Regions from separate parts of the Homo sapiens genome. Here region 1 is linked to region 2. The links are chromatin loops, found by intact Hi-C in ENCODE. Cell type or tissue: PC-3. All regions are shown on one strand. Each heading gives the region's core, and the rest is flanking DNA. Links, peaks and the distances in the headings are about the cores only.

Region 1 (15,974 bases), core at 5,875-10,874, 150 kb after region 2:
AAGGCAGGCACTGTGTTTGTTGTCAGTCTTGGGGGATATTTGTTTGATTCTGGACAACAAGGATTAGAAAACTTCTTGACTTAGGCGAGTTTCATATCAGCAGTGCAATGTCCATGTGGTGGTCAAGCTCTGCTGTTGACTTGAAGCTTCCTGAGGCTGGGTCTGCAGTGGGAAACATCTCTGGGCGTCGCACCTAATTAGCTTCTGTAAATGCTCCACGAACTGAACTTGCTGCCTTTGACTTTCAAAGTTTTCTTCCCAGTATGTTGCTTTTTGTGGCTATTTTCAAAACAGCTTCTTTCAGCCGGGCACGTTGGCTCACGCCTGTAATCGCAGCACTTTGGGAAGCCAAGGTGAGTGGATCACCTGAGGTTGGGAGTTCGAGACTAGCCTGACCAACATGGAGAAACCCTGTCTCTAATAAATATACAAAATTAGCCTGGCGTAGTGGTGCATGCCTGTAGTCCCAGCTACTCGGGGGGCTGAGGCAGGAGAATTGCTTGAACCCAGGAGGCGGAGGTTGCAGTAATCAGAGATCATGCCATTGCACTCCAGCCTGGGCAACAAGAGCAAAACCCCATCTCAAAAAACAACAACAGCAACAACAACAACCCAGTTTCTTTCAGGATATGTACTCTTAGCAGAAAGAGACCTCAGCTAATTTTTCTTCCAGATCATGAAGCTTTTAAAACTCAAGTAGGAAGGTTGATTTGATGCCAGCCTAATGTTTTTATCATGAAAATTGTTATGATATAAGAATACATTTATTAATTGAAAAGTGTTTCTGGTACATCTGGGCAGTTTCAGAATCCTAATTTCTAGACCCTCAATTAGAGTTTATATCCCTTCTCACCAAATGCACATCTCAGACTCGAAAGAGTTTATTGTAAAAATGCTGTTTGTGAAGCCAAGCCTATGTTCACACCGGCATACACGATAATTTCAGTGATACAATCTTAAAGGGAAAAGTTTGGTTCTCAGCAAAACAGCTGCTAACTGCCAAGATGTGGCTGACCTTTGACAGACTCTGAGAAGTTCTGCAACATCCTGGAAAAGATCCATTTCATCTGGAGAAGCAGCACTGAGGCCTTGGCTGCTGAAGGATTAGTATAATTACTTCATCCCTGACAGAGAGAGCCACAGTTGGAACCCACCTGGGAAGCCTTGTCTAGGGAGGTGGGAGGGGTGCTGGCCCCACCCTTTGTTGTTGAAATTGGAATCTTTGCCACAATCTGTTGCTGGGACTGGTGTGGCAGGGTAAGTAGGGCCAAAGGAGCCCTGTGGGGATTTGTCTGAACAGGGGCTGACAAAAGCTGGTCCCCATCCAGCCAGCCCAGGGAAGTTAGCAAAGCCAGGGATAATGAAAGTGTTCAGCAGAGCGAATATGAGGCCCTAGTCGTGAGACTGCGGAACTGAGGGTGGTGATGGGGCCACCACAGGGGTAGAAACTCACGTAGAGGGGAACAGGCCCAGGCGTACCAGCCCCAGGTTCCAGTTCCAGCCTGTCCCAGGGATCCCAGATCCCCAAGTGCAAGTGATTGTTCATTCATCTGATAAACATGATTAAGCATCCACAACATGTTGAGGTGCTGGGAATACAAAGATGAATTTTCCCTTAAGGATTCACAGGCTGGCGTGGGAGACAGACTGATAAATAAATACCGAAGGGAGAAAGCAGCCATAAAAAAGGTGGGGCATGTCCTGGTTTGCCCTGGGTAGCCCTGGTGATTCCTTTTGTAGCAGCATAATTATTAATAGTGCTCTTGGAATTAACAGAAGAGTCTGAGAATGAGCAGTAAGTGGTGTGGTCCCCTGGGAAATGGGGTACAGCCCTGCCTGAGGAGCTAGGAGATGGGATGGAGGACCCTTAGGTGATGAGTTTGCCGCATGGATAAAGAATAGGACTCTAGGCTCAGGAGAGAATTTTCTAGTCAGAGGGAACAGTGTTGACTCAGTCATTCATCATACGTTATTTGGGTGCCCACCGTGAGCCATGTACTAGTGTACCTACTGGGGACACAATGGACAAAAATCTTGGCCTTTTTGTGCTTACATTCTAGCACAGAGAGAGACAAAACACAAGAGACGTTAATAAAACAAATGGCATTTTAAATGGTGACAAGTGCTGTGGAGAAACAACGTGGGGAAGGGGCATCAGGGCTGTGGGGGAGTCACGAGTGGTTTACTGGTTTAAATAGGGTAACCAGGGAGTGCTTTATTGAGATGTTATATTTCAGTATCATCGTCTAGGGGTAAGAGGGAGAGACGTGATGTGTTGAGAGAAGAATGTTCTAGGCAGAGGCAACAGCAGATGCAAAGGTCTGAAGGGGAGACAGACCGAGCTAGAACAGCATGGCACATCAGTGATCTAAGTTCGTGTGGTTTCCTAAGGTTGGAACCTAGGGTGCAAACTGAGGATGGGCAGATGAGGTAGAAGAGGAAGAGCAGACCCAGGTCACAAAGAACTTTTGTGCTAAGGATTTTTAAGCAGGTAGGAGGAGAGAGAATATGAGCCTTGGGATTTGAACTGCTGTGGGTGTACAGAAAAAGAGAAACTCAACGAGAGGTTTAGGTTTAGGGACGTGGTAGGCTTTTGCAGTAAGGGACAAGGACAGAAGGCTCATCTGAGGATGGGAGGGACACTTTAGAGGCAAATCCATAGGATGCAGTGGCTGAACAGAAAAGGTGAAGAGAGAGGGAGAAAGGGGGATCAGAGGGAGAAAGGGGGATCAGAGCCCAGTCACAATTCCTGGCTGGGATGGAGAGGTTCAGAGTCCCAGGCAACCCCTGGAATTGCAATAGCCTGGAGATAGTCTTGGGAAGCAGTAGTGGGTACCTAGAAAAGCATGGCTCCAGGTAATTGACAGCAGATAATTGTATGTTTCTAACATCATTTCTGATACCAGGTGTGTGACATTTTTCCCCCAGCACCAACCAGTTATCTGACACTAACTGGGTGTCCAACAGTTCAGTTTGTTTACTGGAAAGGGGTCCCCCAAGAGAGAGTTCTTGGATCTTGTGCAAGAAATAATTCGAGGTGAATCCACAGAGTAAAGTGAAAGCAAGTTTATTAAGAAAGTAAAGGAATAAAGAATGGTCATTTCATCCCATGAACAGAGCAGCCCTGAGGGCTGCTGGTTGCCCATTTTTATGGTTATTTCTTGATTATATGCTAAACAAGGTGTGGATTTTTCATGTGTTTTCCGGGAAAGGGATGGGCAATTCCTGGAACTGAGGGTTCCTTCTGTTTTTTTTTTTAGACCACGTAGAGTAACTTCCCAACATTGCCATGGCATTTGTAAACTGTCCTGGCGCTGCTGGTAGTGTCTTCTAGCATGCTAAAGCATTATAATTAGTGTATAATGAGCAGTGAGGGTGACCAGAGGGCAGCTTCCTCGCCATCTTGGTTTTGGTGTGTTTTAGCCAGCTTCTTTACCGCAACCTGTTTTATCAGCAAGGTCTTTATAACCTGTATCTTGGGCTGACCTTCTCTCTCACCCTGTGACTAAGAATGCCTAACCTTCTAGGAATGCAGCCCAGTAGATCTCAGCCTTATTTTATCGCGCCCCTATTCAAGATGGAGTTGCTCTGGTTCGAACACCTCCGACAAACTCAGTTCTGACACTAACTACACAGTTAGCACAGACCACACAGGTCAAAGGCTTAGTCCTACAAGAGTGCCCCACTTCAGACACCAGCCATGAATGGGGTACCCTGACTACTCACACTTCTGCTTAGTCAACCCCACACGTTTGGGGGTTTCCATGATCCTCAGGTTCAATAATTTGCTAGAACAACTCACAGAACTCAGGATGATACGTTTTTTAACATTTACTGGTTTATTATAAAGGATACAACACAGGAACAGTCCAGTGGAAGAGCTGCAGAGGGCACGGTGGGGGTGTGTATGCAGAGCCTCTGTGCACTCTGGGAATACCACCTTCCCAGCATGTCAGTCTGTTCACCAACCTAGATCCCTCCATCTCCCCAAAAAAACAGAATTGTGTTCAAATTTTTGTAACCCAATCTCCAGCTCCCCTCCCCTCCCTGGAGGTGGGGAGGTGGGGTTGAAAGATTCCCCCCCACTCTAATCACAGGCTTGGTCTTTCTGGTAAACATCCCTATCCTGATGCTACTGAGGGGCCCCACCTGAGTCCCCTCATTTGCATAACCTCAGGTATGGGCGAAAGGGACTTGTTATGAATAATACAAGATACTCCTGTTACCCAGGAAATTCCAAAGGCTTTAGGAGCCCTGTGTCAGGAACCTGAGACAAAGACCAGATACATTTGTTTTTATACCACAGATGTGGACATGTGTATTATACATTGTTCTTAAGAAGCCATAGAAAGCTTGTCCTGAAATACTCGAATCCTGGCTTCCTGAAGCCAGGTTATTGTTGGAGTTTCTGTATACAATTTTAGAAAGCTGAATTAGTAGGCCACCTTTTTCCAAGACATGTTTAAGGGTAGCAACAGTTCAACTCAATAAACATTTGAGTGTTGTGTGCCCAGGATCCCATTCAACCCCTCCAAGTCATTTCCCCTGTCTACTGCCTTATCTTTTTTCTTTCTTCTTCCATTCCCACCAACATAACATGCTGCAATGTTTCTCTTGATTTCACATCTCCTAGCTACCATGCCATTTGTTTCCTTTATTACCAAACTGTTTGAAAAGTTGGGTATGCTTATTGTCTCTAGTTCATCTCTTTTTCTTTTGTAAATCACTCTAATTGGGCTTTCATCTCCCACTCCACTAAAACTTCTTTTCAAGATCATTTGTGACCTCCATGTTATCAAATCCCATGGTCAGTTTTGAATCCTCTTCTTCCTTTATCAGCAACATTTGACAACATGACCAGCTCCTTCCTGGAACCCTTTTAAAATTTGGCTTTCTGGCCTCCACATTTTCCTGTCTTTCCCCCGCCTTGCTGGCTGCTCCATATCCAGCCTCCGCATTCCCGTGGCAAGTCCAGGGGCTCCACTCTGGGACCTTTGCTTTTTTCCTCTGTAGGCATTATTTAGATGAGCCTACGTGGGCTTCAAATACCCTCTGTGTGCTGATGATGCCTCCCGGATTTAGATCTTCAGCTGGATTTCTCGCCTGACCTGCAGGCGATCCAGCTATGTTGAGCTCTGCAGCATCTCTTTGGATAAGGGGCATCTCACACCTTAGCACGCTTCAAACCAGACTTAGGATTGCCCCACTCCCTCTTCTCTTTCTCACCTTGGTCAGTGGCAGCATCATCCTTTGGTTACTCGATGCAAAACTGTTTTTTTCCTTTTCTCCTATTGCACACTCAGTCCATCATCAGCCTGATCATCCTAACCACGTCCATAGCCACTTGTGCGTGTGCCAGGCCACTACCCTCCTTTGCTTGGATTATGTTGGTGGCCTCCTCACTGTGTCCCTGCTTCAACTCTCCTGTTGCCTCCGCCTGCCTCCCCTCAACCGCCAACTTTCTTATCTTCATGAATGTTATGGCCACTGCCTAGAGTGATCTTTTTTAAAGATCTCCATCAGATTGTTTTTCTTTGCTGCTCACAAAACCTGCAGCAACTCCCTTGTGGCCTGCATGGCTCCACTTGATCTGGGCTCTGGCCACCTCCCTGACTGCATTTGTTACTTCTCACCCTCTCTTCCCCAGCCACGCTGTCCTCCTTGCTGCTTCTTGAACATGCCACTGTCAGCATCACTCTTGTACCATAGAGGGGCTGACTTGTTCTCTTACTGCAATCAGGAATAGCAATCCCTGAAATAGCCAAGTCCTTCCCCAATCACCTGTTATTCTCTTAGGCTACTTTATTTTTCTTCAGAGCATTTGTGCTTACCTGACATCTTGCCATGGGCTCATTTTTTGTTACTTTATTGTCTTTTGCATTAGAATGTCATCTCCATGAGCACTTGCGCTTTATTTTACCATCCCTGTATCCATAGTAATTAGAACAATGCCTGGCGCAGAGCAGCCACTCCATAAATATTGGTGGAGTGAGTGAATGAATGAATAGATTGGTGGGGAGTGGGAGAGCTGCTGTTGGTTAGAAACTGTAGAAGACATGGTTTTGTCTTTAAGGATTGTCCATTCTAGTTGTGGGTTGGGGGTAGCTACATAAGCTGCATTTTAATGTAACAGTATACTTACAAGGAACAAGTTGGAAGTGCAGAAAAATTGGTGGGTTCAGAAATTCTGAAGATGCCACTTGTGTTGAGTCTTGAAGAAGAATTTTTTTTTTTAAGACAGAATCTTACACTCTCACCAAGTCTGGAGTGCAGTGGCGCAATCTTGGCTTGCTGCAGCCTCCACCTCCTGGGTTCAAGTGATTCTTGTGCCTCAGCCACCTGAGTAGCTGGGATTACGGGCATGTGCCACCACGCCTGGCTAATTTTTGTATTTTTAGTAGAGATGGGGTTTCACCATGTTGACCAGGCTGGTCTCGAACTCCTGACATCAAATGATCTGCCTGCCTCGGCCTCCCGAAGTGCTGGGATTACAGGCATGAGCCACCACGCCCGACCTGAAGAAGGAATTCTTGAAGTAGGTGGCTTTTGTAGTTTATAGAAGATAAGACAAAAGACCAGTTTTGGCTATGGCATAATGACCCTGAATGTTAGGAAAGGGAAACGGTATTAGAGTTGAGAATGTAGAGCTATTTTTCAATTTTAATAAAACATTCCAATACCAATCTGCTTGAATCATTGGGAAGACTGAAGGATTATGAAGGTTATTCCAAAGTAATAGGAGGAGAGTTTGGGATAAGGAAATTACTTAAAATTGCAAGCTATGTGTCTGGAAAAATTGCCATCTTGCATTTCAGTCATGAACTGGAAAAAATTTTCAGACTTGTTAAATATGCCTAAGTGTATATGTGTGTAAATGCAATTTTTTAATGAATGAGTGGTGAATGATTTAATGTTGAAATGATATAAGTGTAAACAGATGTTAATTCATTTGTTTTACAACAGAATTTCTAGTTGCTATTGGTGATGAGTCACAATGTAATTTAGGAAGGGGCAACATTTGATATGAAGAATACTGATTTTAACCTTTATTAACTCTTACGAAACCCTTTGAAGCCACCCCCTTAGTATATTAGTGTTCATTGGATGCATAGGTGATCAGCTTGAGATCCAAAAAGAATATCCTTGTATCCTCAGTTACAGTAGGAACTTCCTAAGCCTTATAGATGACTTAGCCTGCTTTCACATAAATTTAACAAGAGAGGAATAAGTTAGAGTATATACATTTTCTACTAATCTTTTTCCATCAGTCCACATCAACAGCCAAAACTTAGGCTGTTTTAGCACCTGGAGGGAGAGATGATTTGGATGGTTTTGCACCACAGACCTCTACCTTGGGAAAACACATGCAGGCATAATCATAGGTTACCTGCGGAAGGTCTTAGGTTACTGGCTTAAGACCGGAGGGTTTCATTTTTACTTTTATCCTCTATATTTTCATGAAGGATGGGTCACTAAGGGCCCTTGGATGTTTCTTTAGGAATTGCTAGTTTTTAAGCCGTTGCTTTGCCTTCGAAAGACATATTTTCACACTCATACACCCTACCTCACGTTTGGCCATGCAGTGTTGCTGCTGCTTCTATCTATATTTATAATTGGTTTGGCCGTTATTAATAGCAGAAGCTTATGCATATTTTTCTCATGTGAATAGCATTATGGATTAAAAAAGGGACATTCAAAATGGCAGACTCTCATCTAAGGTCAGGGAAATGTATTAAAGAAAAGTGTTACTGAAGTATAAAGATGTTAAAGGCATAAATTATAAAATGAACACATGTAGCTATTTAAGATTACATGATAGAGTGAGTCATGGCTATCTGGTTACTCATTACCTGGAATGTGGGTATAGGGAAGGAGGAAGTGTGGAAACATGTGCATGGGTGTTGGTCATTGTTCCTAAAACAAGTAGAAAATGATATATAACACTTTGAACATTTGCCTCCTTTCCGTAACTTAACATAACTTTTATTATAAGAATATTATATCTATGATTGATTGTTAATGTCATACTTTGTCTTACAGGCATAGCTTAGGTAGCATAGATGCATTTTAAATTTTGAAAATCTTTGTCCTTTTCTATATTTAGAGACTTTAACTTTCTTTGATGTTTACAAATATATTGCATTGATCTTTAATAGGACTCTTAAAATTAAAGCCAGCGCTAATTAAAAATTCTGGCTGTGAAAATAGAGAAATTGAGTTCGATAAATTTGTAGCTAGTGATCAGTTATACATTTTTTTTCACTTGGCCTCTTGTGGCCTACTGTTTCTGAAATCCCACTGTTTGCTTCATTTCTCCTCTTTCACAGACACTCTGGTCTATATTCTGTTTTACTCACTCCACATATTCAAATCCTGCTCATCTTTTGCGGTATATGGGAAACCACCTCCATTCTGAAGCCTCTTCTCTAAAGGCCACTTGGTGGTCCAAACACATATGGTCCATATTGTGCATTCTGTCACAACCATGACCTTTTATTTATATATGATTTTTATTAATCATATGACTTTTATTTATCTTATGTATCTCATTGATTGTTTCCTATTTAAGTATTAGACTTCTACAATAGTAAGCATCTTTGGAAGAGGGACTATACATGGATACTTTGTTGCTTCAAGATCAGTGGTCTTAAAATCTGCCTGTGTTTGGTTATTTATAGTTAACTTGTCAGGTAACACCATCCAATGTATTGTGTGTGTTATAAAACATACACAAGACTGGGAATTTTTAAAAAGTGATGAATACAGAAATATAAATAGAAGTTCTGATGTTTATATTTGTACTCCAGTGGCTCATCTTGGGCATGCCCTGGGATGCCCACACCTCACTTTGGAGACCTGGCATTAGGTTCATAGTAAGTATTCAGGAAATATTTATTTTTAGCCTTCAGCTATTCTGTGCTGCTTACTGACAAAATTCCCACCTATTGGAAATGAAACTTGAGTTTATAGTCTGAGTGTGTTTGAGACCTTGTAAGGGGGTATAAGGAACGATTAGTCAGAATAAGGTAGGTTATTTTTGAGTGGCAGGCCTTCCTAGCTCAAGGCATAACACAACAAAGGTTTGTTTCTCATGAAACACAATTTGATGGGGGTCTGTTGGGTTTTCTCAGAGGCTCTCCTAAAAATGGTTACTCAGATATCCAAGCTGCTTCTATATTGTAGTTATAATATCTGGCACACATGGCTTTTTTTTTTTTTTTTTTTTTTTTTTTTTTTTTTTGAGACGGAGTTTCACTCTTGTTGCCCAGGCTGGAGTGCAGTGGTGCGACCTCAGCTCACTGCAACGTCTGCCTCCCGGGTTCCAGGAATTCTCCTGCCTTAGCCTCCTGAGTAGCTGAGATTACAGGTGTCCGCCACCACGCCTGGCTAATTTTTTGTCTTCGTTTTTGTTTTTTGAGATGGAGTCTAGCTCTGTCGCCCAGGCTGGAGTGCAGTGGCACGATCTCGGCTCACTGCAAGCTCCGCCTCCCGGGTTCACACCATTCTCCTGCCTCAGCCTCCTGAGTAGCTGGGACTACAGGCGCCCGCCACCACACCCAGCTAATTTTTTGTATTTTTAGTAGAGACGGGCTTTCACCGTGTTAGCCAGGATGGTCTCGATCTCCTGACCTCGTGATCCACCCGCCTCGGCCCCCCAAAGTGCTGGGATTACAGGCGTGAGCCACTGCGCCCAGCAATTTTTTGTATTTTTAGTAGTGACGGGGTTTCACCATTTTGGTCAGGCTGGTCTTGAACTCCTGACCTCAGGTGATACACCAGCCTCAGCCTCCCAAAGTGCTGAGATTACAGATGTGATCCACTGTGCCAGGCCCACATGGCTTTTAAGATTGCTGTGGAAGGTGAAGAGAGAGCATGATAAGATCTTCATTGGCCAGTGCATAGTCACATGGGCCCAGCCTAACTGCGAAGGAAGCTGGGAAATACAGTCTCCTCTTGTGCCCGGGAAGGGAGAATGGAATGGGATTTAGTTAATTTATCACATGGTCTCTTGTCTGCTAGGATTATTTCAGTAAGGTTGTTGGCTGTTTGGTAATTTAACTTGTGGATACCATGTAAAGCAAGCTTCTGTGTGAATTTAAACATGAGTTCAGTAGTATAATTTAGAATGAAAGACCTCTTAACATATTTTCAATTTTTTAAAAAATAATAATTGTAATCATGGTGAATTTCCACATTTCCAGTTTAATTTTATTTGAATGCATTTCTACAGAAGTAAAACTGTTCATCCATTTTTCATGTTTCTGTTGTTACTTTTTTTCTTTCACACTATTGTTCAACAGACTTCAGTAGCTTTTTGGTTTATTATCAATAAAGACTTTTCTAATAGTGTTATAGTTGGTTGCTATTGCTTACAGAAATAGTTGATATGTGATTATTGGTGATTATTTGAAGATGTTTTAGTGCATTGGTAATTTATTGGAGTAGATCCATCTTTGTTCCAATTCTCATATTACTGATTTTCTTGGAACCAATATGTCTGTTGGAATTATTAGAAAATTAGATGTTGGTCTCTTCTATATTCATTCACATATTCATCCATTGGGAATTTCAGTAAAATGGTTCTAACCAGCTTTGAAACTTAAGCCAATGCAATGTTAATGTTTTTGGATTCAACTCTTCCCAGATGGGTGATGAATACATAAAAGTCAGTTTCCCCTATATTCAAGAACTTAAAGTTGTGTTTAAGGACAACTTTAATTAAGTTCGTTTTCCACATATGACTATAGTCAAAGATAGAAGGTGAAGAAATATGAAAATTTTAGAAAAGATTACAGAAGAATATTTTTGTTAAGAAAGGAGAAGAATATTGGGTTTTCGCAGGTGAGATGGGGAAGTTTCAGGTTATTGCGTAATGCATTAAGAGTTCCTATTTCCATAATATGAGTCAGGGCAATAGGCTTTCAAAGCTTCTCTTGACTCAGTGGTGCTATATTTTTAAATTGTAGATTTTTTATTCTGCTGAACCTGTGTGTGTCTGTTTGCATACTGAAGATTTTTCTAGATTTGGTAAGAGTTGCAAATGTTACAGGTGTAAGTGAATGAACAAAAATTATCTGGGCAAATTTTTAGCTCTTCTTATAAGGGTGGTTTGTATATTGTGAGGCAGATTCATCCACACCCCCACCCCTTATCCTCCCACCGTCCGTCCGTCCATCCATCCATCCATCCATCCATCCATCCATCCACCCATCCATCTTCCCATCCATCTTCCCCTCCTCCCTAAAAGCAAAGCTCTTCTTGTGTGCATATATTTTAGTCATACCAATTGCCTTTTTTAGTTTTTATGGTTCAGATACATGTGAAGATCAATGTGAATTAATTGTTATATTCCCCACTTTCAAAATTATCTTCCCTACTATTCAAAATAGTAAGCTGCACAGTAAGCTGACCAAAGGCAGCTTAGTATTTTATAGTCAATGTAATAAAATAAATAGCTTTCTAAAACTCAGAGCAAAGGAAACATAGAAAATAGATGAGACCCCAGTGAAAGTTAATACCATGACATCTTCTAAGCTTACTGAACTTGAACTTTTCATTTCCTGGTAGTCAAAGCAAAAAAGGGAAATGTGATCAGTTACATTATTTTTGCATATAAGACCAAAGTGCATTGCTCAAAAGAAGCAAAGTTTTCTTTGCCAATTAGATTTCAAAGAGATTTCTCCTGTGAGACTGACTATGTGAAGGGTGTCATCATGACAACACCTCCCAAAACTTAGTAATGCATTTTAGATAGCTAATTCTCATGTTACTAAGTGGAAGCAGCGGACATAACACCAAAGCACAGTTTAGGAAAAGCGAATCTATAAGGATTTAGATTTAGGAAAAGCAAATCTATAAGAGGTATAAGTAAGTGGCTGTCACCCTTGGCTGTCTGTTAGAACCAGTGCAGAATTCCCTTAGAATCTATAGGGTTGGGGAAGGGGAACAAGGTTTCGGCTCCGTAGGTGCCTAGTATACATCTAGGGATGAGAACCATAGGTACAAGTGCTGAGCTTATTGATGGTTTGACTCAATTAAAGAGTACAAGGAACAGATAGATTGCATATTTCCTTCAGGTGCCTTGTAGTTCTGTGAAAGTTTTTTGTGTTCATTTATTTGTTTTCTGTTTTCTCATAAATGGGCTTTGAATTAAAGGTGGTCTTCAGATAATTGGAGGTTTTATTCTCTGGTAAGGGCTTAGAGTACACAATTTCCACTGCCAATAAAAGATCCTTAATTTTAAAATTCATTAATAGATTGGTCTGCCTTCATTTTATGAAAATTTAGGAAGCAAACCTAGACTTGTTTGAATAGATGGCCCCTCATCTCTACAGAGATTTCTACAGAGATTAGGGGCCATAAGTCATATGATAAATAGAAAGTTCTCCAGACTGGAACTGATTTATGATAATGATTCCCAGTCTTTGGGCCTCGGGAGTTATTGTAGGGATTGCTGTTTTCTCAATCAGTAGGTATTTGAAGTACACATATTTGAAGAGAACAGTCATATGTGAGTGAGTGTGTGTGTGTGTATGTGTGTGTTTTAACCTTTAAGCAATAAAGCTAGAACTACTAGTCTAGAATAGTTTTAGAAATTGGCATTTCCTATTTGACAATTTATAAAAATTTTAGGGATGTCTTCCTTTAGCAGGTGTTTAGCACTAAAATCTTTGGAGACATGTGCCTTCATTCCAAATCTCTGTAGATTTTCTTCTCTGTCAGCAAGCCTACCATTGGCATATAGAAAGCTCCAGTGAGGGTCCTCTGGCATCATCCTAGGACTTGTCACTGAGTTGATTGGATGTGACAGCATGTCAGATTTCAGTGGCAAGAATGGCATGGAGGTGAGCAGAGGGTTGTCACTGTAGCTTTTCTAGGCAGTCTTCTAGCAATTTAATTTAGGAAGATTTAACGTGTGGAGTCTTTGAAGATGTATTCATTGATCCAGGAAAATTTTGAGTGCCGCACCTCTGCAGGTTTCGGTGATTTTGTTGGTGCAGAAAACTTGTTCTCAACATAAATTCGGAACACTGAAAGTAATCCTTCTTTGGAGGAGGACGTATTTGATTTGCGGAGGCCGAAGGGGACTGTGATAGGTAGCTCTTGGTAGCTTTAGCAAGCCATGATGGAGGGAGAGCCTTGGACTTGAGTATCTGGAGAGCAGGTGCAGCGTCGTTTTTATTTTTGCATCCTGTCCAATGCTGGGCACAGTTGTTGGCAGATTGTAGGCACTGGATACATCCGCTATAGAACTCAAGAAGGAAATGAGGATAAAAGTGATACTTGTTCAAAGGGGACCTAGAGAACTGACCAACAGTTTTTGGAGACGAAAGGGCATATCAGCTGGAGACTGTAAGCAAGGTAGGAGGGATAGGAGCAGCATATTCTCATTAGCCAGCTCTGAAGAAGGCTGTAATTGCCTTTGCTCCTTAGTTCAAGAACTAGCAAGGGCCTGCAATGTTACTAGTGCAAATGTAATCACACTTTTTTAAATTTTATTATTATTATACCTTAAGTTGTAGGGTACATGTGCACAACGTGCAGGTTTGTTACATATGTATACATGCACTATGTTGATGTGCTCCACCCATTAACTTGTCATTTAGCGTTAGGTATATCTCCTAATGCTGTCCCTCCCCCTTCCCTCCACCCCACATTTTGACTTTTAAAAGGAGATTTTAGGTGACTGTTTGCCTGTGTCTTCACATTGAATTTATACAGACCAGCATTAGAGAGAATTGCTGAATCCAAATAACCCAAATGAAAAATTTTAACTAGAGTATAAAATAGAGCCTCACTCCTCTTTAACTTAATTCTTCGAGTATTTTAAACCCACAGAGCTCTTTGTAAGCATATGAATGTGCACTTATATATGTCTACTGAAATAACATTTTATTTCATTTCCTCTTTGTTATTTGTAAATAGTTGGCAAGCAAACATAGACTTTGAAAATGCCATACATTAATTTTATTTCTTTTTTTGCATGAATATGAGAAAAGGTGATGTTAGGATTAATTACACCAGTTTTTTTCTGAGCATATACCATGTGTTGCACTGTGCTAGGCACTAGATGGTGAGTCTTAATTCCCACTCTCAAAAGAAACTGTAAACAAAAAAAGTCTCCCAAACTTAAAACACAACATATTACACACCATATTACAAGGCTGTAATAGATGTAGAAATAGGATTTTATAGGTGTACAGGCAAGGGACTCCTAGAGCGAGCTGAGAGGCAGGGAGTTCCAGGGAAATGAGCCAGGAAAAACAGCAGGGCCAGCTCTAGAGGAGGGCCTTGCTTGCTTTGTAATCTGTAGCACATCAGTGAGAAATCAAGCTTTTAGGATTTGATTCTGTATGAGTGTATCTTGCTTGGTTTTGACCTCTCTGGGTAACCAGAAATCAGTCTGAGTATATAGAAATGGAGCTTTCATATTGAAGGTACAAGCTTGTATCAAGCTTATATTTTGTAATAAAAATATGTGTACTATGTAGAGCTCCCAAGGACCTGATGCCTGTCTCCAGATTACCCTGAAGCAGTCTCTGTTCCGATCCAAGGTCTCTCGCTTCTACCCAGCTGTTCTGGGAGGATTGTCTCTAGTCTTTTATCAGATAACTTTAAGCCCCTGCAGATACGTAGTAATAAATACCAACTTCCTGCTTGCAGATCCAAGTGTTTGCTTCTCTCAAAAAATATATATGTAATCTGTGTGTGATATTTCAACATAGTCATTTTCTTGTAGCCACTTCTGAGATGTATTGACATGACTTAAAACACTTGAAGCAGTATTTGAGTGCTGTGCATTTGGATGTGTTCTGAAGCAGCACTGTCTGTGTGATGGAAGCATGCAAGAGTTGTTTGAAACCCTTTGTGTCAGGGCACTTTCTGTGTACCAATGTTAAATCTTCCTCTAGCAGTCACATAGCTTAAAGCATGGCTGTTTAGTCACTCCCTGCCTAAAGTCCAGGGCCAGGCTCTGACTGGATTGGTGGAGAGCATAGCAAGCTTGTAAACTGATGAGGGAGGGAGTGGCCTCTTTGCATTTTAGGCTAACTCCAGTAAGGAAGAGGAGGGCTGCAGGGAAGAGAGCCTGCAGGCCGAGTGGTATATGATATTTTTGCTTTACCCATTCTTGTGTGACTACTTTGAAGTCATTTTGTTATGCAGACACTTTAGCACTGAAAACACCATAAACATAAGCAATCTCAAATAATGTGCAGAACAGACTTGGCATCTTGAGCTTCCTTATTGTTGAAACCCTTTACTTAGAGTGGCAACCAGGACAGGGGTAAGGGAGGGAATGGGAGTGGAAACCATCTGGAAGACACACTCACATAAGCCCTACTATGTTGACCATACACAGTCCTCTCAGAGAAAGCTGTCAGTCACTCTAGGCCTGGAGCCTGCTCAGTCTCTGACGGGGCTTCTCTCTCCATGGTCTGAATCATCGTCCTCTGATGTCCTTTTGAGTCACTGATTTTCTTTTTAAAATTAAGACATGGATTTGGCTAAGTCATGATGGAACTTACTTGTTTTCTATTTGAAAGTCTAGAGGAAGGGTTTCCACATTTTATCTCTGTTACAAATTTGCAAACCTTGTTTGAATAGGTACATCATAAACCCTGGGTATGGCAGGATGTTGAGCCTCCGGACCACATTAGGATCATGTCAGTCAAGACTGCCCCCAAAATCCTTGGAACTGCTGCTAAGACATCTATCTCTCTGGTGCCTAAGCAAAATAAATGCATTATACTTATAATCAGAGTACTCCTTTGAACCATAGTTTTGGGGGACAGAACTGATACAATTTTGCTTTGAGTTCTAACAAATTTCTTACAGAAATGTTTAAATGTATGAAGTTAAATCTGGCTACAAGGGGGACAAGATTAGGAATGGAGAAGGAGTCATGGTAATGAAAAAAACTACATTTTTTGACAGCATTGTATCAAGATGGCTTGTGAAAATGTCTTGCTTAG
Region 2 (15,974 bases), core at 3,887-8,886:
ACCACAATGAACTGAAGTGGTCAGAAAAAGCCAGAAGATGAGATTAATAAAAAAAGTGAAGGATGAAAGAACTGTATTCAGGTATGGAGAAGAACAGTGATGCTCAGCCTGCTTAAAAAAAGGCCGATCCTGATCCAGGACTAAGATCGGCACCCTTCTAGACAGGGAGAAGAATAACCTAAACCAAAGATTTATAGAGGGTCATTATAAACAAGATTAGTTGGTATCAGTGTCTCTAAGAATAGCTGTTTAGTTTGCTCATTATGCAAGAGTGACTGGTTGAGGGGGATGAGTGAGGACTGAAATCTAAACTGAACTTCAATTCCCAAGACATAAGCATTGGTGCAGGGCTGCAGCCAATTGGAGGAAGAAATGATTTTTCTAACTTGAATGTACCTTGTGGGGCATCTGAGGTCTTGGTGGGAACTTCAGTGTCTTCCTTCTGAGTAGCTGTGATATGATGACTTCTGTAACTTGACCCAGACTTTTTAGTGCTAGAGTCACTACGGGGAGAGATGGGTGGAGAAGTTAGAAGATACATCATCTCTGAACTGTGAGCATTCTGTACTGGGCTATTGTGCAGAAGAGGGTGAGAAGGGACAGGATGAAATTGGTTTTATAGTTGGGGGGAACAAAGTAGGTGAAGGGAGATGGAGCTGATAGGGCTTTAGATGAATATGTGATAGAACACCTCCGAAGTTCGGCACCAGCACCCAGAGGTCTGAATATCAATAGTCTGAAATATTGGTGCCATCCAATAAAGAGTGGCCCCTAAATCAAACACTGTGAACTCAAAGCCCTCCTGGGACAGCCAGATGATGGGTCTGTAGAGAATCAATCTTTCTTTCTTTCTTTCTTTTTTTTTCTTTTTTTGACAGAGTCTCACTCTGTCACCCAGGTTGGAGTGCAATGGCACAATCTTGGCTCACTGCAACCTCCGCCTCCCAGATTAAAACGATTCTCCTGCCTCAGCCTCCCCAGCAGCTGGGATTACAGGCCTGCATCACCATGCCTGGCTAAATGTTTAAATATTTTTAGTAAAGATGGGGTTTCACCATGTTGGCCAGGCTGGTCTCAAACTCCTGACCTCAAGTGATCCACCTGCCTCAGCCTCCCAAAGTGCTGGGATTACAGGCTTGAGCCACTGTGTCCAGCCAGAGAATCTCTCTAACAGGAAACTGGAAATCTGGATGTTTAAGAAAAAAATCACCTGAATTTCAATTGTTAGTATAATTCAAAGAACTTAACCACATGCACATACACACATGCACCAAAACACAGTATAGACCCACCACACTGTTCTAACTAAATAATACACATCTATAGGTGTGAATGCTGCTAAATTTCCTTCTCTGTTTGAAAGCAATATTTCCCAGCCCTAATCATCCTGTGCACTGTCACTGTTATCTACTGGGAGTCTCCCAAAAATTGGAAAGAAAGGGAAGAGGGAGGAAGAGGAGAACTAAACCAAATATTACTCTTTAGAGCCAGGTGGGTGAATGTAAGTACTTTGGAGGATGTGAATCCGAACAGTTACTTTCACCCCTCTTATCATTCAGCAGTTTGATCTTTTTAAAAGGATGAGGCAGCATAGGAACAGCTCCGGTCTATAGCTCCCAGCGTGATGGATGCAGAAGACGGGTGATTTCTGCATTTCCAACTGAGGTACAGGTTCATCTCATTGGGACTGGTTGGACAGTGGGTGCAGCCCACAGAGGACAAGCCGAAGCAGGGTGGGGCGTTGCCTCACCCAGGAAGTGCAAGGGGTCAGGGGATTTCCTTTTCCTAGCCAAGGGAAGCTGTAACAAACTGTACTTGGAAAAATGGGACACTCTAGCTCAAATACTGCGCTTTGCCCATGGTCTTAGCAACTGGCAGACCAGGAGATTCTCTCCCATGCCTGGCTCAGCAGGTCCCACACCCACAGAGCCTTGCTCATTGCTAGCACAGCAGTCTGAGATCGACCTGCAAGGCAACAGCCTGGCAAGGGGAGGGGCGCCCACCATTGCTGAGGCTTGAGTAGGTAAACAAAGCGGCTGGGAAGCTCAAACTGAGCAAAGCCCACCACAGCTCAGCAAGGCCTCTGCCTCTATAGACTCCACCACTATGGGCAGGGCATAGCTGAACAAAAGGCAGCAGAAACTTCTGCAGACTTAAACATCCCTGTCTGACAGCTCTGAAGAGAGCAGTGGTTCTCCCAGCATGGCGTTTGAGCTCTGAGAACGGACAGACTGCCTCCTCAAGTGGGTCCCTGAACCCTGTGTAGCCTAACTGGGAGACACCTCCCAGTAGGGGCTGATAGACACCTCATACAGATGGGTGCCCCTCTGGGATGAAGCTTCCAGAGGAAGGATCAGGCAGCAAAAGTGTCTGTTCTGCAATATTTGCTGTTCTTCAGCCTCCGCTGGTGATACCCAGGCAAACAGGGTCTGGAGTGGACCTGCAGCAAACTCCAACAGACCTGCACCTGAGGGACCTGACTGTGAGAAGGAAAACTAACGAAGAGAAAGGAATAGCATCAACATCAACAAAAAGGACATCCACACCAAAACCCCATCTGTAGGTCACCAACATCAAAGACCAAAGGTAGATAAAACCACAAAGATGGGGAGAAACCAGAGCAGAAAAGCTGAGAATTCTAAAAACCTGAGTGCCTCTTCTCCTACAAAGGATCGCAGCTCCTCTCCAGCAAGGGAACAAAGCTGGATGGAGAATGACTTTGATGAGTTGACAGAAGTAGGCTTCAGAAGGTCAGTAATAAGAAAGTTCTCTGAGCTAAAGGAGGATATTTGAACCCATTGCAAAGAAGCTAAAAACCTTGCAAAAAGGTTAGGCAAAAGGCTAACTAGAATAAACAGTGTGGAGAAGACCTTAAATAACCTGAAGGAGCTGAAAACCATGGCAGGAGAACTTCATGATGCATGCACAAGCTTCAATAGCCCATTCGATAAAGTGGAAGAAAGGATATCAGTAATTGAAGATCGTATTAATGAAATAAAGCGAGAAGACAAGGTTAGAGAAAAAAGAGTAAAAAGAAACGAACAAAGCCTCCAAGAAATATGGGACTATGTGGAAAGACCAAATCTATGTTTGATTGGTGTACCTGAAAGTGACGGGGAGAATGGAACCAAGTTTGAAAATACTCTTCAGGATATTATCCAGGAGAACTTCCGCAATCTAGCAAGGAAGGCCAACATTCAAATTTAGGAAATACAGAGAACACCACAAAGATACTCCTTGACAAGAGCAACCCCAAGACACATAATTTTCAGATTCAGCAAGGTAGAAATGAAGGAAAAAATATTAAGGGCAGCCAGAGAGAAAGGTCGGGTTACCCACAAAGGGAAGCCCATCAGACTAACAGTGGATCTCTCGGCAGAAACCCTACAAGCCAGAAGAGAATGGGGGCCAATATTCAACATTCTTAAAGAAAAAATTTTCAACCCAGAATTTCATATCCAGCCAAACTAAGCTTCATAAGTGAAGGAGAAATAAAATCCTTTACAGACAAGCAAATCCTGAGAGATTTTGTCACCACCAGGCCTGCCTTACAAGAGCTCCTGAAGGAAGCACTAAACATGGAAAGGAACAACTGGTACCAACCACTGCAAAAACATGCTAAATTGTAAAGACCATCGATGCTAGGAAGAAACTGCATCAATTAACGGGCAAAATAACCAGCTAACATCATAATGACAGGATCAAATTAACACATAACAATATTAACCTTAAATGTAAATGGGCTAAATGCCACAATTAAAAGACACAGACTGGCAAATCGGATAAAGAGTCAAGACCCATCAGTGCACTGTATTCAGGAGACCCATCTCACGTGCAGAGACACACATAGGCTCAAAATAAAGGGATGGAGGAAGATCTACCAAGCAAATGGAAAGCAAAAAAAAAGCAGGGTTTGCAATCCTAGTCTCTGCTAAAACAGACTTTAAACCAACAAAGATCAAAAGAGACAAAGAAGGCCATTACACAATCGTAAAGGGATCAATTCAACAAGAAGAGCTAACTATCCTAAATATATATGCACCCAATACAGGAGCACCCAGATTCATAAAGCAAGTCCTTAGAGACCTACAAGGAGACTTAGACTCCCACACAATAATAATGGGAGACTTTAATACCCCACTGTCAATATTAGACAGATCAATGAGACAGAGGTTAACAAGGATATCCAGGACTTGAACTCAGCTCTTCACCAAGTGGACCTAACAGGCATCTACAGAACTCTCCACCCCAAATCAACAGAATATACATTCTTCTCAGCACCGCATCACACTTATTCTAAAATTGACCACATAGTTGGAAGTAAAGCACTCCTCAGCAAATGTAAAAGAACAGAAATCACAACAAACTCTCTCAGGCCACAGTGCAATCAGATTAGAACTCAAATTAAGAAACTCACTCAAAACTGCACAACTACATGGAAACTGAACAACCTGCTTCTGAATGACTACTGGGTGAATAACGAAATGAAGGCAGAAATAAAGATGTTCTTTGAAACCAATGAGAAAAAAGACACAACATACCAGAATCTCTGGGACACATTTAAAGCAGTGTGTAGAGGGAAATCTATAGCACTAAATGCCCACAAGAGAAAGCAGGAAAGATCTAAAATTGACACCCTAACATCACAATTAAAAGAACTGGAGAAGCAAGAGCAAACAAATTCAAAAGCTAGCAGAAGGCAAGAAATAACTAAGATCAGAGAAGAACTGAAGGAGATAGAGACACAAAAAACCCTTCAAAAAATCAATGAATCCAGGAGCTGGTTTTTTGAAAAGATCAACAAAATTGATAGACTGCTAGCAAGACTAACATAGAAGAAAAGAGAGAAGAATCAAGCAGATGCAATAAAAAACGATAAAGGGGATATCACCACCGATCCCACAGAAATGTGAACTACCATCAGAGAATGCTATAAACACCTCTACACAAATAAACTAGAAAATCTAGAAGAAATGGATAAATTACTGGACACATACACCTTCCCAAGACTAAACCAGGAAGAAGTTGAATCCTTGAATAGACCAATAACAGGCTCTGAAATTGAGGCAATAATTAATAGCCTACCAACTGAAAAAAGTCGAGGACCAGACGGATTTATAGACAAATTCTACTAGAGGTCCAAAGAGGAGCTGGTACCATTCCTTCTGAAACTATTCCAATCAATAGAAAAAGAAGGAATCCTGCCTAACTAATTTTATGAGGCCAGCACCATCCTGATACCAAAGCCTGGAAGAGACAAAAAAAGAGAATTTTAGACCAATATCCCTGATGAACATCGATGTGAAAATCCTCAATAAAATACTGGCAAACTGAATCCAGCAGCACATCGAAAAGCTTATCCACCACGATCAAGTCGGCTTCATCCCTGGGATGCAAGGCTGGTTCAACATAAGCAAATCAATAAACGTAATCCATCACATAAACAGAACCAATGACAAAAACCACATGACTATCTCAATAGATGCAGAAAAGGCCTTTGACAAAATTCCCCAGGCCTTCATGTGATAAACTCTCAACAAACTAGGTATTGATGGAACGTATGTCAAAATAATAAGAGCTATTTGTGACAAACCCACAACCAATATCATACTAAATGGGGAAAAACTGGAAGCAATCCCTTTGAAAACCAGTACAAGACAGGGATGCCCTCTCTCACCACTCCTATTCAACATAGTGTTGGAAGTTCTGGCCAGGGCAATCAGGCAAGAGAAAGAAATCAAGGGTATTCAATTAGCAAACGAGGAAGTCAAATTGTCCCTGTTTGCAGATGACATGATTGTATATTTAGAAAACCCCATCGTCTCAGCCCAAAATCTCCTTAAGCTGATAAGCAACTTCAGCAAAGTCTCAAGATACAAAATCAGTGTGCAAAAATCACAAGCATTCCTATACACCAATTACAGACAAACAGAGAGCCAAATCAGTGTAAAAATAATGAACTCAGTCTTAAAAATGAAGGGTTGGCATCATCTTTCTCTTGAGAATTGTTTGGCTTCACAGAGTCACATCATTGTTGATGAGCTGGAATAAATGCATGTTTTCCATTTGACTACTGCTTCCATCTTTCTGGGTGGAGTACAAATTCTCTGTTTTATGCTAGATGAGAGCAATGGTGAATAGTCTTACAACAAAGAACACAGTTTTAAAATGGAAAAGGAAAGCGCTATTTGAACGATAGTCAGTCCTTTTGCATAAATTGTTAATGTTGGTCAAATTGCAAAGGACTTCTTTTCCTTAGCCAGTTCTGGAGGCAGGAACTTTAAAAAGCACCAGAGGGCACTATTCTCACGTGAAAGCCAACTAAAAACCGAAGCTTCTTTTGAGTTTACTATAAGAGAGTGCCTTTCACATTTAAACAAGACCAGTATTAGTCTCTAGCCTTTTGGCATCTGTGATTGTGTAATCACTTGTCCTGAGATGTCACAAGGTTTATAGGATTAATAAACTAGACCCCTACCAACTTGCTCTATGGCTATCGCAAGTGTATCAGTCTTACTTTACACCAGGATGGATGTGGAAGAAGGAGAGAGGATGCAAGCAATAGTACTCATGTGAAAGGATTGTGAGGATTTATTCTTGGCTTTGTTTAACCTGAGTACCTGAATGGTGACATTGGTCAGATTCATACCTGAGTATTTACTTACAATTTAGATAAAGCCTTTGTTCCTTAGGTATTTAGGTATGTCAAACTTACACAGGGTGGTGATGACAAGAGATGGCTCAGAGGTCTCTTGCCTGTCTCCAAAATCCACCCTACCACCCCATATTATCTAGGTAAAGGTGGTTTCTTTGCTATACAACTTTAAGACAAATTCCCTGGCTGTCCCAATAAGTTGCCCCGTTTAACTCCTTTATAGAAATTCTAGAGCCATGACTGCTTGCTGGTTGGTTTTCCAGAGAATTTTCTCTAATAATCCAATTCATTTCCCATACAAAGGCATAAACTCTGTATTCACTTCCTCATTGCTTCAAGGTTTAGAAAAATCCACGAGGAAATCACAAGGGCAGTAGTCATCTATATCAAGTGCTGCTATATATATAAAAGATTAATAAAAATCAGGGACAAAAAGATCCATGGTAATGTATCAAAGAGCTATCTATTTAGGCTCCCTTTTAGATGGCATTCAGTCTGCAGATTCTCTCAGAATGGAGAAGCTTGTCATGTTTGGCCCTGTCAGAAGCAGCCAGTTAATCAGCTGTAACATGAGACTTTGACAGAACCAACTGCACAGTGGTAGCTTGTACTGTGAGTGCATTGTCCTCTCACCCACACTCTGCAATACTGCCCCATTGTAAACAAGATGTCTGGCTTAAATGGGATATCCTCTAAAAGTATTTAGGCTAAAACAGAAGCTGACATCATACGGGAAAGCTGCGTTCCCTCTGTTTGTATTTCTAACTTCCTATACTATTCCCAGAGAATTCCAGTGGATGTTGCTTAATAATGATAACAATGGATTACATACAGGTTGGCAAAGGGGGCAAAATTATTAGATCATCCAGTCAATTGGTCTTTCCAGCAAAGGGCAGAATCTCCAGATAGGGAATCTAACACTTCATTTAAGGCAACGGGCCAAGTAGTAGGAACCACACTGACTTTGTTGTCTTCTCTGCAATACTGCCAGAGCATTGAATCTATTTTAGTTGGCTGTACTTGTGCCCTACTTAATTCCTTAAACACGAGCTTCCAACACAGTGTTGCTCTTTCCTTTGGAGATAACCAGTGGAGTAAATGCTATCTGGTGGAAGGCAATTAACTCTTGTAAATGATGCCTGTGCAAAACCCAAGGTCTTGTTACCACTGAGAACACCTTGACAAGACAAGGCCAACACAGGAGAAAAGTCCTAAAGAGTCGTCCTGTGGAGAGTCTCTCACCTTTGCTGTGTACTGTATTGTATAAAACCTGGCTCAGAAAGGGCTATTGTTTCAGGCTTATTTATTCACCTGATGGAATTTATTCAATAGCACAGCTGAAACACTTCGTTTCTCACCTCTGGGTTTTGGTCTTTATAATAACCTTATTCCTGGATATATTTTCTTCTTATGTTCAAATATATGGCTAATTCAAATTCTCAAAGTGGATTTTATAATATCTGGGAGTAAGACACAAATTATCCAGAATGGGTGCTGGATACCTACTTCACTTTGGTCTTTGTTGTCAAGAAACCAGAAGTCTCAATCTAGCACTTTATTCTTACAGTGACTCATACTTTTGGACCGGTGTTAGGACCCAGTCTCTCTGACTCTCTCTCTTTGGGAATTGTGTACGGTAAAAACCATGTAGGCCTGAAGCTTTCAGTGGCCTCTTCCCTTGTCTATAAAAGACATTATTGAGTAAAACCCACATATGTCACTAGATCTAGTCATATCTTTGTACCCTTGATTAATACAATGTAAGATAGTACCAAACTATGGGCCAGATACGGTGGTTCATGCCTGTAATCCCAGCACTTTGGGAGGCAAAGGCAGGCAGATCACCTGAGGTCAGGAGTTCAAGAACAGCCTGGCCAACCATGGCCACCACGGTGAAACCCCGTCTCTACTAAAAATACATACATTAGCCAGGCACGGTAGCAGGCGCCTGTAATCCCAGCTACTTGAGAGGCTGAGGCAAGAGGATCACTTGAACCCGGGAGGCGGAGGTTGCAGTGAGCCGAGATCATGCCACTGTACTCCAGCCTGGGTGACAGAGGGAGACTCCATCTGAAAAAAAAAAAAGAAAAAAAGATAGTACCAAACTATGGACTAGAGAGAAGGACAGAGAACCCCAGAAAGAGAGCAACAGACAAACAGTAGAGTGGTTATAAAGAAGCTGTGTTCAAACTTATGAGGAGTATGACTTACTTCACAGAGTACTTGATGAATTGGTTGAAGCCTTTGCTGGGTTACATCTGTTACTCTTTAGCGTTTCTTGGGGAACTAAGGAAGTGCCAGGACACTGGGAAAAGAGCCAGCATAAAATGGTTGTGTAATAAAAGGGTAAAAGGTTTAGTTCTGAAAATTAAAGACCTCTAAGCTCAACTTTTATAGCAAGGGAAAAAAATTGTCACACTGAATAAATAATGGGAATAGAACAAGATACTGACTTCACATGAACAACATTTCCCGTCAGACTAATCTAACAATTTAATCTATTGACAAAGGATAGGTAAATTGTATCTGTGGATTAGAGCTGGGACCAGAGGTATCTGGGAGCACAGATACAGAGCTAAGCCTAAGAAACCATGGCAAGACTGGAGTCTCAAAGCAGGAACAAAGGAGGTAGAGGTCAGAGATGGGGACAGACCTGGAACCAGGGGCCTAATGCCCAGATAATAAGATGATGTAGGGGTCAGGCGCGGTGGCTCAAACCTGTAATCCCAGCACTTTGGGAGGCCAAGGCAGGTGGATCACTTGCAGCCAGGGGTTCGAGACCAGCCTGGCCAACATGGTAAAACCCCGTGTCTACCAAAAAAAATTTTTTAAAAATTAGCCTGGTGTGATGGTGCTCACCTGTAATTCCAGCTACTGGGGAGGCTGAGGCAGGAGAATCGCTTGAACCTGGGAGGTGGAGGTTGCAGTGAGCCGAGATCATGCCACTGCACTACAGCCTGGGCAACAGAGTAAGGCTCCATCTCAAAAAAAAAATATATCATCTAGGATTTTGTGCCATTTTCTGTTCCTTAAAAAATTGAATTTCCAGGCATGAGCCTGTGAAGATTGTTTAATTCCTTTGAGAACCTGAGCCCATCATTCAAAGAACTGTCACTCAGTGACAGTATCATTTCTTCATTCTTTATTCATTCATTCACTCATTCACCAAATACATATCAAATGCCTTATTTTTGTAAGGTAATTTACTAGGAGTAAATAAAATAAAAATGATGGACATTAGTTTGTTATCTCCCGAGTCATAATAGAAGAGTTGAAAAACATTTTGATCATTATCTAATCACAACTGCCTTTTCTATTAAAAAAAATTATCAAAAGAATAACAGTTAAGATGTAACTAAGTCCCGACTACTTTGAAGATTTGGTATAAATTAGGAAAAAAATTCAAATAAAATTTAATGTTTTAAAACAGCCCTTTTACTAAAGACTTGGCTTCTTTTTTGGCTTTTTAAAAAACTTACAGTTGCAGCCTTGATTAAAGACCTCAGGTTTCCTAAAGTACTTTTAAACTCATTGCTTTATATAGTTTCAATATATTGCTGCTAATCAGTGCCCTGTTCTTACCAACTAAAGGTGCTATCTTTTATCTGCAACTTCGTTTGTGTCATGTCCAGAAGCAAAAGCAAACATAAAACAAAACATATGGAGGAAAAATGATTTCAGTCTTTTCACTGTTCACTTCTATTTTTTACTCTTCTTATAAATCAGTAAAATGTTACTCTTGAACTACCATCACACCCACTTACTGTGGTTTTCCATTGTTGTATAGGATTTTAAAAAATAACTCATTAAATAAGCTTCATTTGAAGATCTCTGACAAGCTTGCTTTTCACTTATGAACCTAATGTAAAACATCCAATTTAGATACATTTTAAGCAGTTACTAAATAATTCCCTTACAGCTATATAGGGGTGCCTATAAGATGAGTCAATGGGTGGTTTATTTAGTCATCTATTTATTCAGCAAGTTATAGAGTGCCAACATTGAACAATGAGCCATCATAGGTTAAAATCAGGTAAAATACCAGCTTGTGCAAGAGGTGTGCCTGCCATCACATTTGAACCCAATTGCTGGAAGAGACAAGTCACAGTATGGAACATAAATACCTCAATACAAGGTAATTTATGAATCATATTAGGTAATTTGAACAAACTAAGAAAGACTGAGTGAAGAAGATGGACCCTAAAAGAACGGTTAGGATTTTTGATAAGGACTAGAGGAATATATAAGTGAAGAGAAAGACATAAGTACGGGCTGAATAGGCAGGGAAACCCAGTGTGTATTCAGGGAAGGTCAAACAGAACATATTGGCAGGAGCAGAAGCTTCATACTGGAAAATAGAAGCAGGTAAAGCTGGTGATGCGTGGAAGTGCTGTGGTGTTTTAAATGCGAGGTGCCTGAGTTTGAAGTATTTCTACGATTCAATTGCCACTCCCTTGTCATTCTTAGCCACTCCAGCCTATCCTCAAGCTGCTGCCAACATGATTCCTCTAAAAGATAAAGTTAACACATAACTCCTCTGTTGAGGATTTCTCAGTGGATTTTAGAAGGGTATGGGTCCCTAAGCCCACTCAAGTATGGGGGTCTATGAGACTGTTCAGAACTGAGCACCAAGACACAGGTTCCCTCTGGCTGAGCTCAGCTTGGAGGGTCACCACTGGCCCTGCCTGGTCTCATAGGGAGCTGGATAAACAAGAGCCCTCTTTGATCCAAGCAATGGTCTCAGACAGAGGTGAAATTGCACCTGGCAACCCATTATGCGATGGCAAATAATGGCAAACAGGCTGAGAGATCTCTGGGTTCTGATTAAATTCCAGGACACTTACACAGTGGAATTTGATGTTACTGGCTTACTAAACTCAAACAAACTTTCAAATTCACTGTGTAAATGCATTTAATTTCAGCAAAACAGCATCCATTATCTTAAGTTTACATTCAAATATTATAGATTATATTTTTGTTTTAATTTTATTTTAAAAATTAGTGCTGTGTATGGTGGAAAGTAGGAATATAGATATAGATATCATACGGCATTATCTAATTTAGTTTTAAAATGATCCCTGCAGCGTAGTTATTATTATCCCATATTATAGATGAGGAAATTGAGGGTTAGAGGGTTCAATAACTTATGCAAATTCAAACAGCAATTAAGTAGCAAATTAGGGATTTTAAACCAGTTCTATTCAATGCCACTTCTTCTGCACATGCACATTCAGATGTCATCTTCAGAGACATCAAAGTAGAATTTGTAAATGACAGAAGCTGAGAAGTGCAAGGACCCAGACTCATCTACAATATCTACTTCCTGGCCGTGACTCATCAGAGGAAAACTACGAATTATGGTTTTACTAAATCAAGGAGTTATATTCGATGACTTTTCAAATCTTCTCTCATCCCCTTGAGTCTATGATCCCTTATCAAATTTCTACTGCTCCCTAAACATTTCAGATTTCAAGAGCTCAGTTGAATCAATGAGGAACTCTTACCCATATTGAAGGAAATGTCTTTTATAGTGATATGTTCCTGTTTCCCTAAAACACCACGAGCAAACTTCAAATACCATTCCAACTTTTGCCCTTTTTTTTTTGTCCACACCTCTTTCAAAAATAAGTAACAGCATTAACAAAAACCAACAAAATTTGGCCCTAGCCCATCTGAAGTATCAGCCAGATTTGCATTTAGTTCCCCAGACCAAAGTAGGAGAAGCAGTTAGCTGGTTACAAGCCCTTCACAGTGCTAAAGAACAATGAATGGAGGGCTTCAAAATCAAAACCATACGTTTGGTAGGAAACAGCTCCAACTGGTGCTTGATTACTAACTAGGCGTTCTGCTTCTAACATGATTAGGACAAACACAGAAAACCCTGTAGGGTTTGAACTGATGGACTGATGTTTCCCTCCCAGGAAGAAAAAGAGCAGTATCCAATGGCATTGAATCACTGTGATTCTGGATACCTTCAAAAGCCAGGGCTTTGAGGGGGTTCTCATTTCTATGCCACACAGTGAGCCCTTCTCTTTCTCAGGAATCCTCTCCAGAGAGAGAGGCTTTGTGTAGAATTTTCCTGAATGCAATGAATGTCAGCACATTCCCAGCTAGAATGTGCATTCTATTCTTATCAAGTGAAACTGACCTCCCTGCCCCAGCATGCTCTCCTTGTTCAACATGATGATTAATTTCAATGATGCAGGTTTCTAGATGAATTGCACTAGAATTTGCATCCACTCCAGATGGCAAATATGTACCTCTGGAATCTCCTCACCCTTAGGAAAGAGGTCATGTGCTAGCTTGCAAGAATGAGGATTTTTAAAATAGTTGGCTTACAATCAAATCTGTGTCCCACAAAATGCTCTGTCCAGACTAGCCTCTCTCCTTTTAGTTGGCAGCGATCCTCTCCTTCCTACTCATTTTCCATCTGATACCATGTGACTCAAGTAGGAGTCACAACCAAAATGAATTTTTTTTACTGCAAAATTCAAGATTTTACAGTATTTTTTCAGCCAATGGAAGCAACCAGGATTCATAAGAGTCTGCAAGTTGATGTTCAATAGGCCCCTGAATCATGCTTATTCACAGATTTCCAAGTTAATTGCCCTGATACATGCTACTGAGCTTCTTCTAGTGAACAAAAATCTTACTCCATTAGTCATCACTGTCAAAAGGAATACAGTACGCAAAATAAAAGCTGGTCCTCTTTTTGTGTGCATTTCTGCATCAGAGTGATTGTTTCAACATTGATTAAATACAGATTTCCCCCCAAAGCTTTGTTGGAAGCGCTAAGTGGTTCAGGTGATGGAAAGTGAGTTAATTCATGTGCTCCCCTAAGTATTTTTTATTGAGGCATTTTCTTAGGATTCAAAGCAAAAAGGAAGGAAATTGCTCTTATGTGTATCAAGGAAGTCCAAATACTCACATGGACAAATAGCTGCCCCACTTCATTCGCCCTTCTTTGCATCCCAGAACTGTCACCTCCAGGAGCCTCTGCTGAGGTTACCATGGAGCTGTGGGGAAAATTTTGTTTGGAGCTTTCAGAGGATCTGTGGGGATAAACGTGGATGAAGACAAAAACCTGAAAATCTAGGGGCTGGCTCTGGGTTGGGGCAGAATCATAAGAGCTGGCCCACCCACCCAGCAGTGTCCTGGCTCCCTCATTACCTGAAATTCCACAAATTTAGTTCAAGACAACGCACATTTGCTGTGTCCTGGGAATTCTGAGATAACTAAAAAAAAAGCTCACGGTATAATGGGAAAGGTAGGAACTTTGTTATAAGATAACTCTGCCTGAAAGAGGTGAAAAGGCATTACTGAGGTATTTTTGAGCCAGATTTTGAAGGCAGGATGGAAGATTGCCAAATGCAGAAGAGAAAGCCAAGGGAATCCCATTTACAAAGGTCAGGGCCTGATTTGCTGTGGCAGAAGAATGGGATCTGGAGGAACCTAGCACTCACAGGAGAGGAGATGAGGCAGGTTTCGCCAGGCCCGAAGACGTGGCCACCAAAGTGTAAGATAGTGTGATCTGCAACAGTGCTGGAAATAGACTGGGGTAGGGAGAGACCAGTTGTGAGGTTTTTGCCATAGTCCCAGCAAGTACTTATGAAGATCTGGACGGCAGTGACAGCAGGACTTAAAAAAAAAAAAAATCACATCTTAGAAATTTTTTTTTCTTTTTTTTTTTGAGATGGAGTCTCTGTCTCACAGGCTGGAGTGCAGTGGCTCAATCTCACTGCAACCTCTGCTTCCTGCCAGAGTGGCTCACTGCAATCTCTGCCTCCTGCCAGGTTCAAGCTATTCTCCTGCCTCAGCCTCCTGAGTAGCTGGAATTATAGGTGCTTGCCACCACGCCCAGCTAATTTTTTGTGTTTTTAGTAGCGATGGGGTTTTACCATGTTGGCCAGGCTGGTCTTGAGCTCCTGAACTCAGGTGATCCTCCTGCCTCAGCCTCCCAAAGTGCTGGGATTACAGGCATAAGCCACCGTGCCCAGCCCTTAAAGACATCTTTGGAAGGTAGAATTGACAACATTGGATGTGGGTGATAAGGGAGATGTCTGCAGAGGTTTCTAGTTTGGGGGATTAAGCTGATGGTGGCAGTTCTGAGTGAGGTTTCTATCTACCTCTATCTCTTCATCTGTCTGCTTCTCTCTCGGTCTCTTTCTCTGCCTCTATTTTTTCTATTTCTGTTTTTCTCTGAGACATTCTATACCTGTCTTTTGTCTCTTGCTTTTTTATGTTATCAGCTTCGTTCTACACATCAGTTCCATTCTCCTCTCTATAATGACCAACTTCTTCTGCCCCCTGGTAACTCAAGATGACACATGCCTTTGACTTTCCATAGCTTTCATTCCCTTGAAATTCTCTCACTTCCCATTCCACTGTTCATTATAAAGTTCGTTCCATATTTTTCTGTTCAAATTTCCAATAAAGAGAATCTAATGAGAGGCAGCATCTGGCTCCCACTGTCATGGCTATTGCAGTACATTGAGCTCCATAGAAATAGTGCTGGGGAAAGTGAGAATTGATAAGCACTGGGCCACTCTGTTGGTGGCTAAGGAAAAATTACTAAACATGCGCAAAGGAGATCCTAAGAGGCCATGGGGCAACATGTCATCATATGCATTCTCTGTATAGACTTGCTGGGAGGAAGCACAAGAAGCAGCATCCAGCTCCTTCGGTCAGCTTCTCAGAGTTGTCTCAGGAGTGCTCAGGGAGGTGGAAGGCCATTTCTGCTAAAGAGAAAGGAAAATTTGAAGACATGGCAAAGGCAGACAAAACCTGTTATGAAAGACAAATGAAAACCTAATCCCTCCTAAAGGGGAAACAAAAGAGGAGTTTAAGGAAACCAGTGCACCCAAGAGGCCTCTTTTGGGCTTTTTCTTGTTCTGTTCTGAGTATCACCAAGATCAAAGGAGAATATCCTGGCCTACCCATTGATGACATAGCAAAGAAACTGGGAGAGATGTTAATAACACTGCTGCAGATGGCAAGCAGCCTTATGAAAAGAAGGCTGCTAAGCTGAAGGAAATATGCGAAAAGGATATTGCTGCATACCGAGCTAAAGAAAAGCCTGATACAGCAAAAAAGCGAGCCATGAAGGCTGAAAAAAAGCAAGACAATGAAGGAAGAATAGGAAGATGAGGAAAATGAAGAAATGGTGAAGAAGAAGAAGATGATGTTGAATAAGTTGGTTCTAGCACAGTTTCTTTTCCTTGTCTATAAAGCATTTAACCCTCCCATACAACTCACTCCTTTTAAAGAAAAATAAAACGGAAATGTAAGGCTGTGTAAGGTTTGTTTTTAAACTGTAAAG

What was found. A loop is a pair of places that touch in the nucleus more often than their neighbours do. Peaks named below come from ENCODE experiments on the same cell type or tissue, not always from the same donor. Only the 100,000 strongest peaks of a DNase experiment are listed, where the experiment ranks them.
Region 1: a loop joins it to region 2, with 5 times the contacts of the local background. A loop is called at or near these places in 17 of 110 quality-filtered maps.

Annotation. Positions count from the first base shown.
Region 1 is chr2:191,303,987-191,319,960 of GRCh38, forward strand. The region is part of intron 3 of MYO1B (myosin IB); the gene reads left to right. Among named protein-coding and RNA genes, the nearest start is that of MYO1B-AS1, 66 kb to the left of the region's middle. RefSeq lists an enhancer at 1-850. In PC-3, for the core only: no CTCF peak of the experiment used is centred there; a DNase peak (open chromatin) is centred at 7,865; H3K27ac peaks cover 1,338 bases.
Region 2 is chr2:191,159,001-191,174,974 of GRCh38, forward strand. It overlaps the pseudogene HMGB1P27. Among named protein-coding and RNA genes, the nearest start is that of STAT4, 16 kb to the left of the region's middle. In PC-3, for the core only: CTCF peaks have their summits at 6,301 (motif pointing right) and 6,514; DNase peaks (open chromatin) are centred at 6,321 and 7,261; H3K27ac peaks cover 2,425 bases.